5 separate regions of the Homo sapiens genome follow, and all the other regions are linked to region 1. The links are chromatin contacts, found by Hi-C or POLR2A ChIA-PET in ENCODE. All regions are on one chromosome and are shown on one strand. Each heading gives the region's core, a stretch centred on a gene start or an enhancer-like site at or near the end of the contact. The rest is flanking DNA. Distances are from core to core; before and after follow the strand shown. Region 1 holds the start of NOP56 (NOP56 ribonucleoprotein). Region 2 holds the start of ATRN (attractin). Region 3 holds the start of DNAAF9 (dynein axonemal assembly factor 9). Region 4 holds the start of DDRGK1 (DDRGK domain containing 1). Region 5 holds the start of LZTS3 (leucine zipper tumor suppressor family member 3).

Evidence for each region. Hi-C counts contacts between places; a loop is a spot of excess contacts on that map. ChIA-PET counts read pairs that join two places held with the same protein, here RNA polymerase II (POLR2A). Pooled maps may share reads with other maps.
Region 2: a loop to region 1 is called in a pooled map, with 8 times the contacts of the local background. The contact joins the promoter of ATRN here to the promoter of NOP56 in region 1. A Hi-C loop is called at or near these places in 1 of 37 single-sample maps with no recorded cell type and 7 of 50 pooled maps. POLR2A ChIA-PET finds 5 or more read pairs at or near these places in 2 of 52 experiments (GM10248 and MCF 10A).
Region 3: a map of CD4-positive, alpha-beta T cell shows a loop between it and region 1 (11-fold over the local background). The contact joins the promoter of DNAAF9 here to the promoter of NOP56 in region 1. A Hi-C loop is called at or near these places in 5 of 168 maps with a recorded cell type or tissue (CD4-positive, alpha-beta T cell, CD8-positive, alpha-beta T cell, ascending aorta and 1 more), 1 of 37 single-sample maps with no recorded cell type and 15 of 50 pooled maps. POLR2A ChIA-PET finds 5 or more read pairs at or near these places in 2 of 52 experiments (CD4-positive, alpha-beta T cell and activated CD4-positive, alpha-beta T cell).
Region 4: a loop to region 1 is called in a map of OCI-LY7, with 4 times the contacts of the local background. The contact joins the promoter of DDRGK1 here to the promoter of NOP56 in region 1. A Hi-C loop is called at or near these places in 1 of 168 maps with a recorded cell type or tissue (OCI-LY7), 2 of 37 single-sample maps with no recorded cell type and 13 of 50 pooled maps. POLR2A ChIA-PET finds 5 or more read pairs at or near these places in 3 of 52 experiments (HepG2 and activated CD4-positive, alpha-beta memory T cell).
Region 5: a pooled map shows a loop between it and region 1 (9-fold over the local background). The contact joins the promoter of LZTS3 here to the promoter of NOP56 in region 1. A Hi-C loop is called at or near these places in 8 of 50 pooled maps. POLR2A ChIA-PET finds 5 or more read pairs at or near these places in 4 of 52 experiments (Caco-2, HEK293T, T-cell and 1 more).

What each region holds. Positions count from the first base shown.
Region 1 is chr20:2,651,275-2,653,918 of GRCh38, forward strand. It overlaps NOP56 (NOP56 ribonucleoprotein), which reads left to right and starts at 1,358. Exons shown (of 12, transcript NM_006392.4): 1 at 1,358-1,389; 2 at 1,568-1,657; 3 at 2,005-2,119. The coding sequence starts at 1,387. MIR1292 (microRNA 1292) reads left to right here and starts at 1,503; the gene lies at 1,503-1,568. It overlaps LOC105372505 (a long non-coding RNA gene), which reads right to left and starts at 1,190. Exons shown (of 5, transcript XR_007067502.1): 1 at 1,086-1,190. RefSeq lists a silencer at 842-1,481 and an enhancer at 1,982-2,071.
Region 2 is chr20:3,469,680-3,472,323 of GRCh38, forward strand. ATRN (attractin) reads left to right here and starts at 1,339. Exons shown (of 29, transcript NM_139321.3): 1 at 1,339-1,838. The coding sequence starts at 1,429. RefSeq lists an enhancer at 926-1,065 and a silencer at 1,166-1,725.
Region 3 is chr20:3,406,374-3,409,017 of GRCh38, forward strand. It overlaps DNAAF9 (dynein axonemal assembly factor 9), which reads right to left and starts at 1,296. Exons shown (of 37, transcript NM_001009984.3): 1 at 1,102-1,296. The coding sequence starts at 1,184. RefSeq lists silencers at 960-1,039, 1,100-1,339, 1,380-1,629 and enhancers at 1,620-1,819, 2,196-2,644.
Region 4 is chr20:3,203,432-3,206,075 of GRCh38, forward strand. It overlaps DDRGK1 (DDRGK domain containing 1), which reads right to left and starts at 1,251. Exons shown (of 9, transcript NM_023935.3): 1 at 1,106-1,251. The coding sequence starts at 1,196. It also overlaps a transcript of ITPA not described here. RefSeq lists an enhancer at 943-1,162.
Region 5 is chr20:3,172,257-3,174,900 of GRCh38, forward strand. It overlaps LZTS3 (leucine zipper tumor suppressor family member 3), which reads right to left and starts at 1,293. Exons shown (of 5, transcript NM_001365618.1): 1 at 1,199-1,293. LOC107985414 (a long non-coding RNA gene) reads left to right here and starts at 1,434. Exons shown (of 2, transcript XR_001754477.2): 1 at 1,434-1,934. RefSeq lists a silencer at 1,177-1,516.

The DNA of each region.
Region 1 (2,644 bases), core at 108-2,607:
GGATTAAGGGCAGAAATAATGAAGTAAATTGAAGTATTAGCATTAGTATTTTCCATTACATTTTGGAATCGTCTATTTTGATGTATTCACGACGGTTAAAATAATTTAACATGCTAATGTATGGATTAACTTGGCAATTCCATTTTAAAATATTAAATGGAATAACGATTCTGACTCGTAAGTAGACATGTGTAACAGAATTCAACCACATCTGTAAACCATATTGAAATTATGAGAGTAAGATTTACCAACCACATTTAGGTTTGACATATTAGATTTGTGAGTGAACTATGTACTTGGATTTTGTCAAGTAACTCAATCGCTTAACAAAATAACAATTAAATGTATAAATGCAGTTTATAGCTATACATTATTTTTAAAAATCCCCTTCGAATGACTCTTTAAAACATACCAGGGGATACGCTACTTAAGTATAACTAGGTTTTGGATTTATAACGTTAATATTAATTATTAAAGCAAAACTCATTTCTAAAGAGTCGCCTGAGTGCCCAAAAGACGCCCTCAAGGACAGGGAAGCAGCTGCGATTCACTCAGCGATCACCAGCGCCCAGAATTCAGGGCCGCCCAAGCGGAGGAGCAACACGTGGCCCAGCAAAAGGAGCTGGGTCCCGTGCAGCACAGCAACAAGAAACTGGCCTAGGAAGACGCTGGAGCGTCTTTCTTTCGCACGTTACTGCCTGCTACAGTCATTTAAAAAAAAAAAACCAAAAACAAAAAAAAGAAATAAATTAATAGTACGAAGAAAACTGCGCGAGCTACATTCCCAGCAGGGTCTGCGCCAGAGCGCGCCAGGCACCGCTCCCGTTACGGGTGGGAGGAAAGGATGCACCGCCCACCCGGCGCCGGGGAGGCTCGTCCCCGAGTAGGGGACGGGAACGCCTGGGTCCCGGGGACGTGGGGCGCAGGGTCTGGGGCCCGAGGCCACGGACGAAGCGGGAAGCCGGCTAGGCAGCGGTCTCTGTCTGGGATGGACGCCGCGCCCCACGCGGACCTCCCGCCCCGACTTCACCCAGCTCTGCTGCCCGTAACTCATATGACAAGAACATCAGGAACCGGACTATTACCCCGAAAGGGCCTTCCCAAGTCGTTTCGCCGCCTGCAGTGCCCGACCGGGGGCCGCGCGTCCCCGGCAACCACGCCCGCCCGCGCAGCTGCAGAGGCCGGAAAAGGCCCGCTCGCCCGCGCTCGGCACCACCCAGCCCGCGCTCCGGGCGATACCACCCTGGGCGGCCCCTCCAAAGGCCGGAGATGGTGTCGTCCCCGGCCTCCGATTGGTCGGGGGGGCGGGGGCGTGGCCTCTGGAGCCTGGTTCCGCGCGCCGGAGCGCGCTAGCCGCATTGCGAGCCGAACCCGGGAGCTGGCGCCATGGTGAGGAGTGGTTGCGGGGCGCGGGCGACGCGACGGTGGGGGTTTCGGCCTGCGTTCGGGCCGCAGACAGGGCCTGGGCCTGGGCCTGGGCCTGCGCCTGCGCCTGCGCCTGCCCTGGGAACGGGTTCCGGCAGACGCTGAGGTTGCGTTGACGCTCGCGCCCCGGCTCCCGTTCCAGGTGCTGTTGCACGTGCTGTTTGAGCACGCGGTCGGCTACGCGCTGCTGGCGCTGAAGGAAGTGGAGGAGATCAGTCTGCTGCAGCCGCAGGTGGGTGAGATCCGTGGGCTCCTTTGGCGGCCCCGCAGACCCTCATCGCGCGGGTCCCAGCATGCACAGCGCGCTCCCACGTGGCCGGCCGAGCGGTTCGGGGCGGGGGGACGGGCCTGGAAAGCTCTAGATCCGGGGGTCTTTACCTTGACCCATGGGTAGAATCGCTCTAGCAATTAGAAATAAGCCTCCCGGACGCCGCCCCCGAACGATTAAAGCAGAAGCTGGGATGTGGGGCCCAGGTATCAGCATATTTTAAGAGCTTCCAAGGCTGAGAACCGCTGCTTGACTGCGCCGCAGAGGCAGGAGGGAGGGAAGGAAACCACTTAGCCTCTTTCTCCCCCCAGGTGGAGGAGTCTGTGCTCAACCTGGGCAAATTCCACAGCATCGTTCGTCTGGTGGCCTTTTGTCCCTTTGCCTCATCCCAGGTTGCCTTGGAAAATGCCAACGCCGTGTCTGAAGGTAAGTCGGCCACCGCCAAGTGTCACAGAGAGATGTGGTTCCTTTCGGTATCCTCTCGGGCAGCTTGTGATAGTATTTGCCGTCCTTGGCTGGCTCTGAGTCTGATAGGCGTGAGGCAGTATTTGAGCCATACAATGTGTAATTTGAAATAATTGTCTTCACAGAGCTCAAGGTCTGGGAACTGTGCTAGACCAAACTGTTTAAGCAGACGATGTGGAATGTGTGTTAACGTTTCCTTGTGGGCACTGTAGTGACAAACTATTTTTTATTTTTATTTTTTTTGAGATGGAGTCTGTCCCCCAGGCTGGAGTGCAGTGGCAAGATCTGGGCTCACTGCAACCTCTGCCTCCCTGGTTCAGGCGATTCTCCTGCCTCAGCCTCCCGAGTAACTGGGATTACAGGCCTGTGCCAGCCACCACACCCGGCTAATTTTGTATTTTTGGTAGAGACGGGGTTTCACCATGTTGGCCAGGCTAGTCTCCATCTCCTGACCTCGTGATCCGCCCGCCTCGACCTCCCAAGGTG
Region 2 (2,644 bases), core at 89-2,588, 820 kb after region 1:
AGCTGGGATTACAGGTGTGTGCCACCACGCCCGGCTAATTTTTGTATTTTTTGTAGAGACAGGGTTTCACCACGTCGATCAGGGTGGTCTCGAACTTCTGACCTCGTGATCTGCCCGCCTCGGCCTCCCAAGGTGCTGGGATTACAGACGTGAGCCACCGTGCCCGGCCAAGGCTGCCAGGTCTTTTTTAAGCTCAGAGCTAGAAACAAGACATTGCTACTCCTACCAACTTCTTCTATTGGTGAAATTGAGTCATGGTTTCTCATGGTCTCAATCATGACCCAGCCCAGATTCCAGGGTCAAGGACCATAAAAGGCTACATTGATGGAAGACATGTCTCATTGAGGGACACCAGAGTAACAACTACCAGACAAGAAGGGGCAGGTCTGTGTGAGCGCCATTTCCTAATTCTATATTGCCCACTCTTCAGAGAAGATGGTTGGAGGGCAAATTGTGGGGAGCAAGGTAACTCCAAACTTTTACAGAATTAAAGGTAGGGGGTCTGGTCAGCTACAGTCCATCTGTTATCAAGAGGCCTGGCTGTGTGTCTTCATTCAGTTTATTAGGCATTTACTGAGCACAGCCTACATGCCAGGTTCTTCATTTTTTGACACAGGGTCTTGTGTTGCCCAGGCTGGAGTGCAGTGCTGCGACTGCGGCTCACTGCAGCCTTGACCTCTCCAGACTCAAGCGATCCTCCTGCCTCAGCCTCTGGAGTAGCTGGGGATACAGGCGCGCACCACCATGCTCGGCTAATTTTTGTATTTTTAGTAGAGACAGTGTCTCACCCTGTTGGCCAGGCTGGTCTCGGATCCCAGAGATCAAGTGATCCGCCTGCCTCAGTTTCCCAAAGTGCTGGGATTACAGGCGTAAGCCTCCGCGCCCGGCCTATGCCAGGTTCTACATGTGTTCTTTCTTGACTCTTGTGTTACAGAGGCTCGAATGAAGCCTGGCTTCTACAGTACCGCACCCAGCACCTCGCTGCGATGCAGCCTCCTGTACCCTTTCCGTCCGGCAGCTGGAGTTAGGGCAGAGTGCCGGGTCTCTAGGAGGGCAACACTCAACGCAGTCGGCTCCTAGGCATCCAGTGGGGCTGCAACCCCGCCGCCGGGGACGAAAGGCGAAGGGGGAAAACTAGAGCTTTCGCCGGCCGGGACAGCGCAGCCGGGTTTCAGCTCGTTCTACGGTCCACGTCAGAAGATCGCCTCCGGCGCCGCGGACGCCGGAGACCACTGTCTGCGCCCCCGCACGCACGCACCCACGTACTCGCGCACGCGCGCGCCGGCCCCGCCCACCGCCCCGCTGTGGCCCCTTTGGACCGCACGAGCCACCGTCCGCACAGCCCCGCCCCGCACGGCCAGGCGAAGCGGAGCCGGCCGTGCGGTGTGTGTGTATGTGTTCGCGGGGCGCCGTCTCAGCCCCGGGAAGATGGTGGCTGCAGCGGCGGCAACTGAGGCAAGGCTGAGGAGGAGGACGGCGGCGACGGCAGCGCTCGCGGGCAGGAGCGGCGGGCCGCACTGGGACTGGGACGTGACCAGGGCTGGGAGGCCGGGGCTGGGGGCCGGGCTGCGCCTCCCGCGGCTGCTGTCTCCACCGCTGCGGCCACGGCTGCTGCTGCTGCTGTTGTTGCTCTCGCCGCCGCTGCTGCTGCTGCTGCTGCCCTGTGAGGCCGAGGCCGCGGCGGCGGCGGCGGCGGTGTCGGGCTCAGCCGCAGCCGAGGCCAAGGAATGTGACCGGCCCTGTGTCAACGGCGGTCGCTGCAACCCTGGCACCGGCCAGTGCGTCTGCCCCGCCGGCTGGGTGGGCGAGCAATGCCAGCACTGCGGGGGCCGCTTCAGGTGAGTGGCGGGTGGTGTCGGAGGGTCGGGTCCAACCAGAGGCTGGGGCTGAGGGGCGTTCGAGACGGCTCCAGGTCAGAGGGAGATGCTGGACAGAAAGTGGAGAGGGTAGGGCCGCCCTATGGGGTTTGAGGGCCATTTGCTTCCGGGGAGATCATCGTCTCTGGCCTGGGGTCTTTCTCTGTTGGAAGGTGAAAAGGTGTGGGGCAAGGGTGGGGGCACCCCGACGGTATTTGGGTGCTTAGGTTAGTTAGATGGGAAGAATGCTGAGGGACCCAAAGAGCATCAAAGCCGATCGCTCTAAAACTCGGCGTGTTTCAGCTAAACGAGGTATCCAAGGAAAGGTGGTCGAGCCAGGTTTGCTTGAACACTTCCTTTTAACATCCACATGTGCCCTAGGACCCGATGAGTTCCCCGATGCACTGGAGATGTGGGGTGCTCTGAAGAAACAGGGCCCTGGAAATGCTTTGTTGGCTGGAGATAAAAGGGAAAGGGTAGCATTGTAAGATATTAGGGATAGAAGGACCAGTGGTCCTTCTAAAGGAAAGTGAGGAAACTAGCCTTTTGGCAAAAGCTCCCTGGAGGTGGCAAATTGGAATAGGGTCTGTGGTGAAGAGGGAATGGAAGGAGATTCCTATTTGCCTTGGTTTCTGGACAATATGAAGTTCTGAATTGGCTTAGTTTGGGGCAGTTCCTCTTGGAGAAATCAATAAATTAATTAGCAGTTATCGTTATTTGCTTCAGTTGTGCAATGATTTTCCAGATAATACAGACAGATTAGCCAGACTTTGGCCTTGTCCACAGGG
Region 3 (2,644 bases), core at 46-2,545, 760 kb after region 1:
CTATGTGGCTAGAATAAGAAAAAGCAAACAACAACAAAACCCTCTCCTGTTTTAATGACAGTTTAGCAGTACCAAAGCTCATCGCTCGCATTCCCCCTCTCCCTCTCCTTCTCAAAGGTCTCTGCTGCAACCCCTCCATCATTCCAACCTCCACACTGCGCCGGCGCCCCACACCAGCTCCATCACAAACAATGCCCAGACCAACAAGATCAGCACCAAACGCATAGGGCACAGAAATCGGAAACGGATCTTCCTATATCTAAAGGGGGCGGGGAACGCTCCCCACGATCACCCCCTCCCCATACTGAGGTAGCTTGGGACTGTGTCTCTACGGTAAGGGGCCTGGCGTCCGCCGCTTTCGGAGGTTCTAGGCCTCTTTCCCCTATTTATCCAGTTTTTCCTCCTGCGTCCCTAATACCTCTACTTCCTCCCAACCCGAGCTCCCTATTGTGGAGTGAGGGGGCGTCGCGATGCAGGCTGAGGCAGGGGGAGCTGGGGAAACGCGCGACAGGGGAGATGCTGTCATTATGTACGTAGGGGGCGGGGGACACTCTTTAAGGAAGCCGTTGTCAAGGGCAAAGGCTCTAGAGACCCACGGGAGGGGGCTTTCTAGGTAATCCATTTGGGGGTTCTACACGAGGGAGCTATTGTGTGTGTGGAGGTGTGAGGTCTGTAGAGTAGCAGTTTCTGAGGGAAACATTCCCTGGGGAAGGCGAGTGAGTTATTCATAGGGAAGCCTCTGTGGGGTTCTGTGTAGAAGAATCCTTCCTGGGAGAAACGTTCTATGGGGGTGAGGACGTCATAACAGTGTCTTCACAGGGAATCGCTGTCCCTAGGGAAGCCATTGTGGGGAAACCGTTGCAGGGTTGTCTGTGGGGGAGCCATTGTGGGGAAACCGTTGCGGGGTTGTCCAAAGGGGAGCCATTGTGGGGCCTCTACAGAGGGCGCCGTTCCTGGGAAAAATTCCTCCCTGAGCCGTTCAGCAAAGAACCGTCCCGAGGAAGCCATGTCGGACCACGCCCTGCGGCGGGAGGCGTCGCCGGACCCCGACAGCCCGCATCCCCCGCCCGGCCGCCCCTCGGCTGCCTCTGCCCCGCGTACCTGACGGAGGGTGACCCGCGGCTGGAGCCGCCAGGGGACCGAGCGCGGGGCAGCCCCTGCCGGCGCGGGGGGTACACGTCCATGGCGGCGGACGACTGGCGGCGGAGGAGGACGGTGCAGCTGCGAGGGTCTCAGTTGCCCGCAGGGCGGCTCCACGCTAGCTGCGGCCGGGCGGGGCGGCAGGGCGTGCCGGGTGGGAGGGGGCGCGGCGCGCGGGCCCGGCGGGGGCGGGGGCGGGGGCGTGGAGGGGGCGCGCGCACCGAGAGCGGATGGGGGCGTTGGGAGCGGCTGGAGTTGGGGGTCGGCGCACGGCCACAGGGACCCCACTTCTTAAGCTGCGAGGCCGCCGGACCGGATGTTGGGAGCGCGTGTCCGCAGGGTGAGGGTTGCCACAGCGCCGCCCGGCCTCGTCCTCAAGCCCGGCATCATAGAGCGGGGCTCTGCGCGGCGCCCCCCGGCCACGCACACGGACGCGCCCGGGGGCGGAGCCTCTCCCAGCCCGGCCCCGCCCCTCCGCCTCTGCCCGCCCCGCCCCGCCCGACCAGCCCCGGCCTCCAGCGAAGTCTTCCGCTCCGGCGTCAGGATCCAGCGCACCTCCCCAGTACCCAGCGCACCTCCCCAGTACCCGGCTCGCTTCCCTGTTCTCCGGAACGGTGTCTTCCCGCTTCCTGGTCATCAATTCCGCACCCACCCTTCAAACATCCAATAGATTCCTAGCCGGCCTCGGGTTAGCGCAGCAGTGCGCACCCAGCCCTGCGCAGGGCATGAGCGTTAGAGGCGCACAGGATCCCAGAAGACCCCTAACCTTTACTGTTAAGATCCTAGCTCTACCGGTTTCTGCAGGGACATGTACAAGAAACTTGGGAAATACTGCACTGATAGTTGCCAGGAGTCCTGTATATACAGGACGTATTTAATGATTATTGGCCTGCGTCCTTCGTTGACCTCGTCGGAATGCCTTAAATGTCCTGTATTCATCTTTTTACACTAAATTGCAATAATTAGAGCTATTTTTCTCCCACAGTAATTGGTGCTAGATCACTTAAATTACAACACTGGCTGAAAATCCTTCCTACACTAATGAAGATTTGGACAATCCCTATGGTGTCTCCTTCAGGTTTGGCTGAGGGAAGACCAGAAGGGAGTAGGAATTTAAAGTGCTCGTCTTTCATATTCAAGAAAGGAAAATACTTTTTTAGCTCAAGTCCGGAGTCGTGAACAAATAACCACCATTATTTAGAGATAACTTCTCGTCGGTGCAGCAGCTCTGAAAATCAGCCAATCAGCGATAGCCTCACTCCGGTAACTATGCTTCTTAGTAAATCAATGACAACCCCACGCTTCTGAAAGTCAGCCAATCAGTGACCGCTCTAAGCCTCCGACAATAGCCAATCAACAAGTGCCTGACACCAGCGACCAGGCTTCCGAAAGTCAGTGGGTACTCAGCTGCCGCACTCCACTTCTGATTCGGAAAGACAGCCAATCCCTGAAGGCGAATATTTCCAAAACCATTTTTTTTTCTTTCCCAGACTGAGTCTCATTC
Region 4 (2,644 bases), core at 1-2,500, 550 kb after region 1:
AAATGACAATGCTGCCTATAAGCCCAGCCCGGCCCATGGCAGGAGGAGCGGCAGCCCGGAAGCCTCACCTCCTCTGCTTAGCGGCCTGCTGCCCACAGCACAAGGCCCCGACTTCTCAGTCTGACTGGCAAGGCCTTTTCCACCAGGCCCACAGCTTGGTCCCAGGCGGGGGCTCAGCCCTTCCCTCGGGCCTGTGTGAATACTCCTCTCCCCTCCCGGCTCCACCTTTCCAGCTGGCCTGTCAGGAGGCCCCTATCCTGATGTCCCCAGCTCTCATCGAGTACCCCCTGCAGGAATCCACTGATTTCTCGCCTAACACCACCTGTGGTTTTATCTGGCTCCCCAGCCAGAGAGTACACTTCCCGGCGGTGGCCGAGCCTCCCCCGGGAAGACCTGCTGGATCTCCGCCTTCCCTCAGCGTGTCCCTTCCGCTCCTGGGAGCGCGCAGGTGCTCAGAGGTAGCTTGTGGGCCCAGGGAGCAGGAAAACACATATACAAACCCGCCCGCTGACCAGAAATGGGGGGAAAGAGGGAGGATGGGTGTATCTGTTCTGTGCCCTGGCCAATGACATGGCCTTCTGATCGGGGAGCGGATTGGGGAGGGAGAGTGGGCCCTCTCCTTGGCGGGAAGGGAGAGAGCTTCAGGAATTTCCTGGAGCCGCCTCGCGCTTCTCCAGCTCGTGGGGGACAGGCAGAAAATATTCAGATGCCCCCTTCCTGGCACCTGCTCTGGAGCCAGGCTGGGAGGAATGGAAAACCCCTGCGGCCTCCCTAACAGGTGCAGAGGGAAAGGGCCCCGACGGTGACGGATGGGAGTGTGCGCCGGCCAGGGCCTCAGGCCTTTGGAGGTATGGAGTTCCCGGGGGTGAAGAGAGGGATGAGGCCAGACTCTGGCTTGGAGTCGAGAGAAAGGGGTAGCGGCGCGGCCACCGATTCCAGGTAGGGCACTGCGGAAGCCCCACCCGGCACACGACTAGCGCACGGACGCGCATGCGTCCCGCCCGCCCAGGTGCGCACGCGCAGGAGCCGCGGCGCGACGGTCCACAAAGGCTCAGAAGGCCAGAAAACCCGGTACCACCAACCCTGGTGCAGCGGCATCTCCTACCTGATGCCGCCCGGCCCCGGCTGCGAGTCAGGAAGAGGATAAAGCCGACTAGCAGAGCCGCCGCTACCAAGTACCACACAGGCGCCACCATGACGAGGGCCTCAGTGCAGAACCACTGCGTCCACCCTGAGGCCGGGATCTCATAGGCCCCGCCCCTATTTCCCAATCTAGACTCCGCCCACTACTCGGAGCCCCGCCCAGCGGCACATCACAGAGAGGCTTTAATGTCAGACATTAAAATGAGTTTGGGGGGTGTAAAGAAACCCACAATGTTAAGAGGAAATTATAGCAGACGGTATGTCCAGTAGAAAACATCTATGTATGTTTTTTTTTTTTGAGACGGAGTCTCTGTCGCACAGGCTGGAGTGCGGTGGTGCGATCTCGGCTCACTGCAACCTCCACCTCCCAGGTTCAAGCGATTCTCCTGCCTCAGACTCCCGAGTAGCTGGGATTACAGGCGCCCGCCACCACGCCCGGCTAATTTTTGTATTTTTAGTAGAGATGGGGGTTTCACCGTGTTGGCCAGGCTGGTCTCGAACTCCTGACCTTGTGATCCACCCACCTTGGCCTCCCAAAGTGCTGGGATTACAGGCGTGAGCCACCGCGCCCGGACTATATATGTTTTAAAAATCACTAAACAATCCCACATAGTGTTTATGGAAACAACCGTGGAAAAAGTACGAAAAGAGGCTTGGGACTGATGCACACCAACTTCAGGATAGCGATTACCTCTAGGAGGAGGGAAGCGGGTTGGGGTTTTGCTGTATCTGTGACACTGAATTTCTTTCTTTCTTTCTTTCTTTTGAGGGGAAGGGGAGGGGAGGGGAGGGCAGTACTGGAATTTATTAAGCTTTTTGTATACATGATAACAGAAGTAAAGATTTATTTCAGGAGCCAGGCACAGAGGCTCGTCTGTTAACCCAATACTTTGGGAAGTCTAGGTAGAGGTGAGCCTAGGAGTTCAAGACCAGCCTGGGCAACATGATGAAACCCTGTCTCTACAAAATACAAAAATTAGCCAGGTGTGGTGGCATGCACCTGTGATTCCAGGTACTTGGGAAGATGAGGTGGGAAGATCACCTGAGCCCAGGGAGGTCGAGGCTGCAGTGAGCCATGATCATGCCAGTGCACTCCAGCCTGGGTGATAGAGTGAGACCCTGTCTCAGAAAATAAAAATAAATAAAAATAAATTCAGGACCAATGAACAATGGTGAGAAAGGGATTTGAAAAAATACGGGCCAGATGAGGTGGCTCTCCCCTGTAATCCTAGCACTTTGGGAGGCCGAGGTGGGCGGATCACTTCAGGTCAAGTGTTCAAAACCAGCCTAGCTGACGTGATGAAATCCTGTCTCTACTAAAAATACAAACAATGAGTGGGGCGTGGTGGCACATGCCTGTAATCCCAGCTACTCGGGAGGCTGAGGCAGGAGAATCACTTGAACCCAGGGGGCGGACGTTGCAGTGAGCCAAGATTGCACCACTGCACACCAGCCTGAGCGACAGAGCAAGACTCTGTCTCAAAAAAAAAAAAAAAAGAAA
Region 5 (2,644 bases), core at 43-2,542, 520 kb after region 1:
CCCAGCTTGACTGATTAGGGGTGCAACCTCATGCAGGTTATTTCACCTCGGGTTCTCACACCTACATTGCAGGCATTTTAAGAAGTAAATGTATGATGGGTGAAATGCCTGGTATTCCTCTTGGTCCCCAGAACCAGAGCAGAGCTTGCAGCAGGGTCCCCAAGGACTCTCCTGATGCCCCTCCTCTATCTACCCTGACCTGAGCCCCTCTCTACTTCACACACAAGCTCTTGCCAGCTCTCTGTGCCCATCCTACATGCTTCTAGACCAGTTCAAAGGCTGGCCTCAGGACAGCATCCCTGATCTCCACCCCCCAGAGGGGGCATCTTGGAGCACTTGGCTGAGGACACCCCAGGGAGATTTCACTCTGAGGCCTCCCCAGGGCTGGCCTATAGGTTTCCCAGGAGCACAGAGGGCAGAGTCCTGGGGGTCTCTGGGCCCTGCACCAAGGAAATGCAGGGCAAATGCCTGTGGGAATGCTAGTTATGGGCAATGCAAAGAGGCAGTGAATCCGGGCAGGGAGAGCAGGAGGGGTTTCCAGGAAGCAGGACTGAGGGAGGAAAGGGATCTGGGGGCACTGCAGGGCTTTTGGGGTGCAGAGATATCCAGAACTTCTTGGTTGGGATGAGTGAGGGGAGATCCGTCTTCCCTCGGTGGCCTAAGCACTGGCAGCGGAATGGGCCCATCACCTAGCTACTGGCTCTGATGAAGCCAGTGTTTCAGGACTGAGGGGGCCGAGAGCGCCCCCTCCACCCCGAGCACACACACGCGCGCACACACGAGCTTCTGCTGGGGGTGGGAGGGGGGGTCGCCATTCACCAGCAGCCCACGGCCCGCAGAGCCAACTGATAGAGACCCCAGCCACAGGCCACAGGACCTGGGAGTCCCTGCGATGGGGGAAACCCCGCCCGCACCTCCCCAGGCTCCCCACCAACGCGTGTGGCCCCGGGGGGCGGGGCGCAGAGGGAAGAGGTGACATAATCCGAGCCGCACCCCCTCTGGCCGCCACCTCCCCCCAGGCCGGGCGAAGCATCCATGACATCATCCGCCTCCTCTCCGCTCCCCTCCCCCTTGGGACCCTAGCAGCGGGACGCGCCCCCTACCCAGTCCGGGTCAGGTCAGACATGCCGCGCAGTGCAGCAGGCACGGCGGCAGGTCGGAGCCGGGAGGGATGCCACGATGGGCCTGCCTCACTTACTCGCTGCCTCAGGGTCCGGCGCGGGGTCTCCGACACGGGCGCCACCGGCCCCGCTTGCTGGCGCAGCCCGAAGCACGCCCGGCGGGGCGCGCTGCGCGGGCCCGGCTCCGCTCCGCGCCCCTCCTGCTCCCCGCCCGAGCCCCGCCCACCAGCGGCTGCGGCAAACGCGAGCCCGCCCTCCGGCCACGCCCCCCAGGGCAGCCAATGCCCGGGCTGGGGCGGGGTGAGGCGCCTTAACCCCTTCGTCGCTGCGCCCCGCCCGCGCGTGGGACCCCTCAGCCTCACCCTCTCTAGGGCGCAGCAAGTCCGCCGCGAGCCCCTCTGCTCATCGCTCGTTACCCCCCAGGCCCTTGGGCTTGGGCTCAGGCCCAGTCGTTCCTCTGCAACAAATCCAATGGAACCGCGCCCTCCCTGAATCCCACGTCTAGGAAGAGGAGGAGGAGCCCCTCTTGCTTGGGGGAAGGGGCTCCCGACTCGGAGCCCCGAGCCCCATTCCTCTCCCGCGCCAGCTCTTCGGGACGCGGCCTCCCAGCGGACGCCCTGAGACCTTGCAAGTCCGCTAGGGAGGGGTCGGGACGAGCCGTCGCGGGTGGATCCGCCCGGCCGAGCAACGACCCGCCCGGGCGCGAGGACCACGGGCTGTCGTGCGGGAGGCGTCGAGGGGCAGTAAACTCCGTTCGTGACCAAACGGAGACGATTTGAAACTTGCTGCTCACACTGGATCACCGTCTGGAAGGTGCGACGGGGAAAAAATACACATTACACTCCAGCAGGATTGAACGCTTTCACCCTGTGCCCCGCGCCTGGCGTAACGCGTGGCCCCAGACCACACGCTGTAACCCGGGGTGAGAGGGAGTGAGGTGGGACTTCGTACCGGACCCGGAGCGCCGGCCTCGCCCGCGCGGGCAGCGTTCACTGTGGGGAGTGCTCACTCAGCCTAGGGCGGCCCGGGAGGACTGCCGGGAGGAGGGAGTCGGCCTTGAATTGAGGCCTCAGCCTTGAATAGGGTAGGGAGGCAAGCCTAGCCGAGAGTTTAGCACTAGCAAAAGCCTGGAGGCACCAGGGTCTGCCCTAAGAACTGCAGCGCCTCTGCTCTGGCTGGGATTTAACGCATTACGTCTCTGCTGTTTATAGGTGTTGTGTTTGGTCTTACGACTTCGTATTCTATAGTTTTTATTTATTCCTGTTTTCTGAATTTTCCCACATTTGCTTTTATCTTCTATCGTGATTTTCAAGGCAGAAAGTATTTTTAATTCTTCTCGCGGCTGCCTTTAGATTTATCAAATGAAAATAGTTTACATTTCACACATTAGTAAAGTCAGTGACAAATAATTCGTTTTTATATTCCCCCATGAGAAATTTTGTGTGCTTTTCTGCCTCCTACCTGCCGCCCTCACTACTTATATTTGTCCACTTAATCAGGACGACAGACCTAACTTTTGTTTA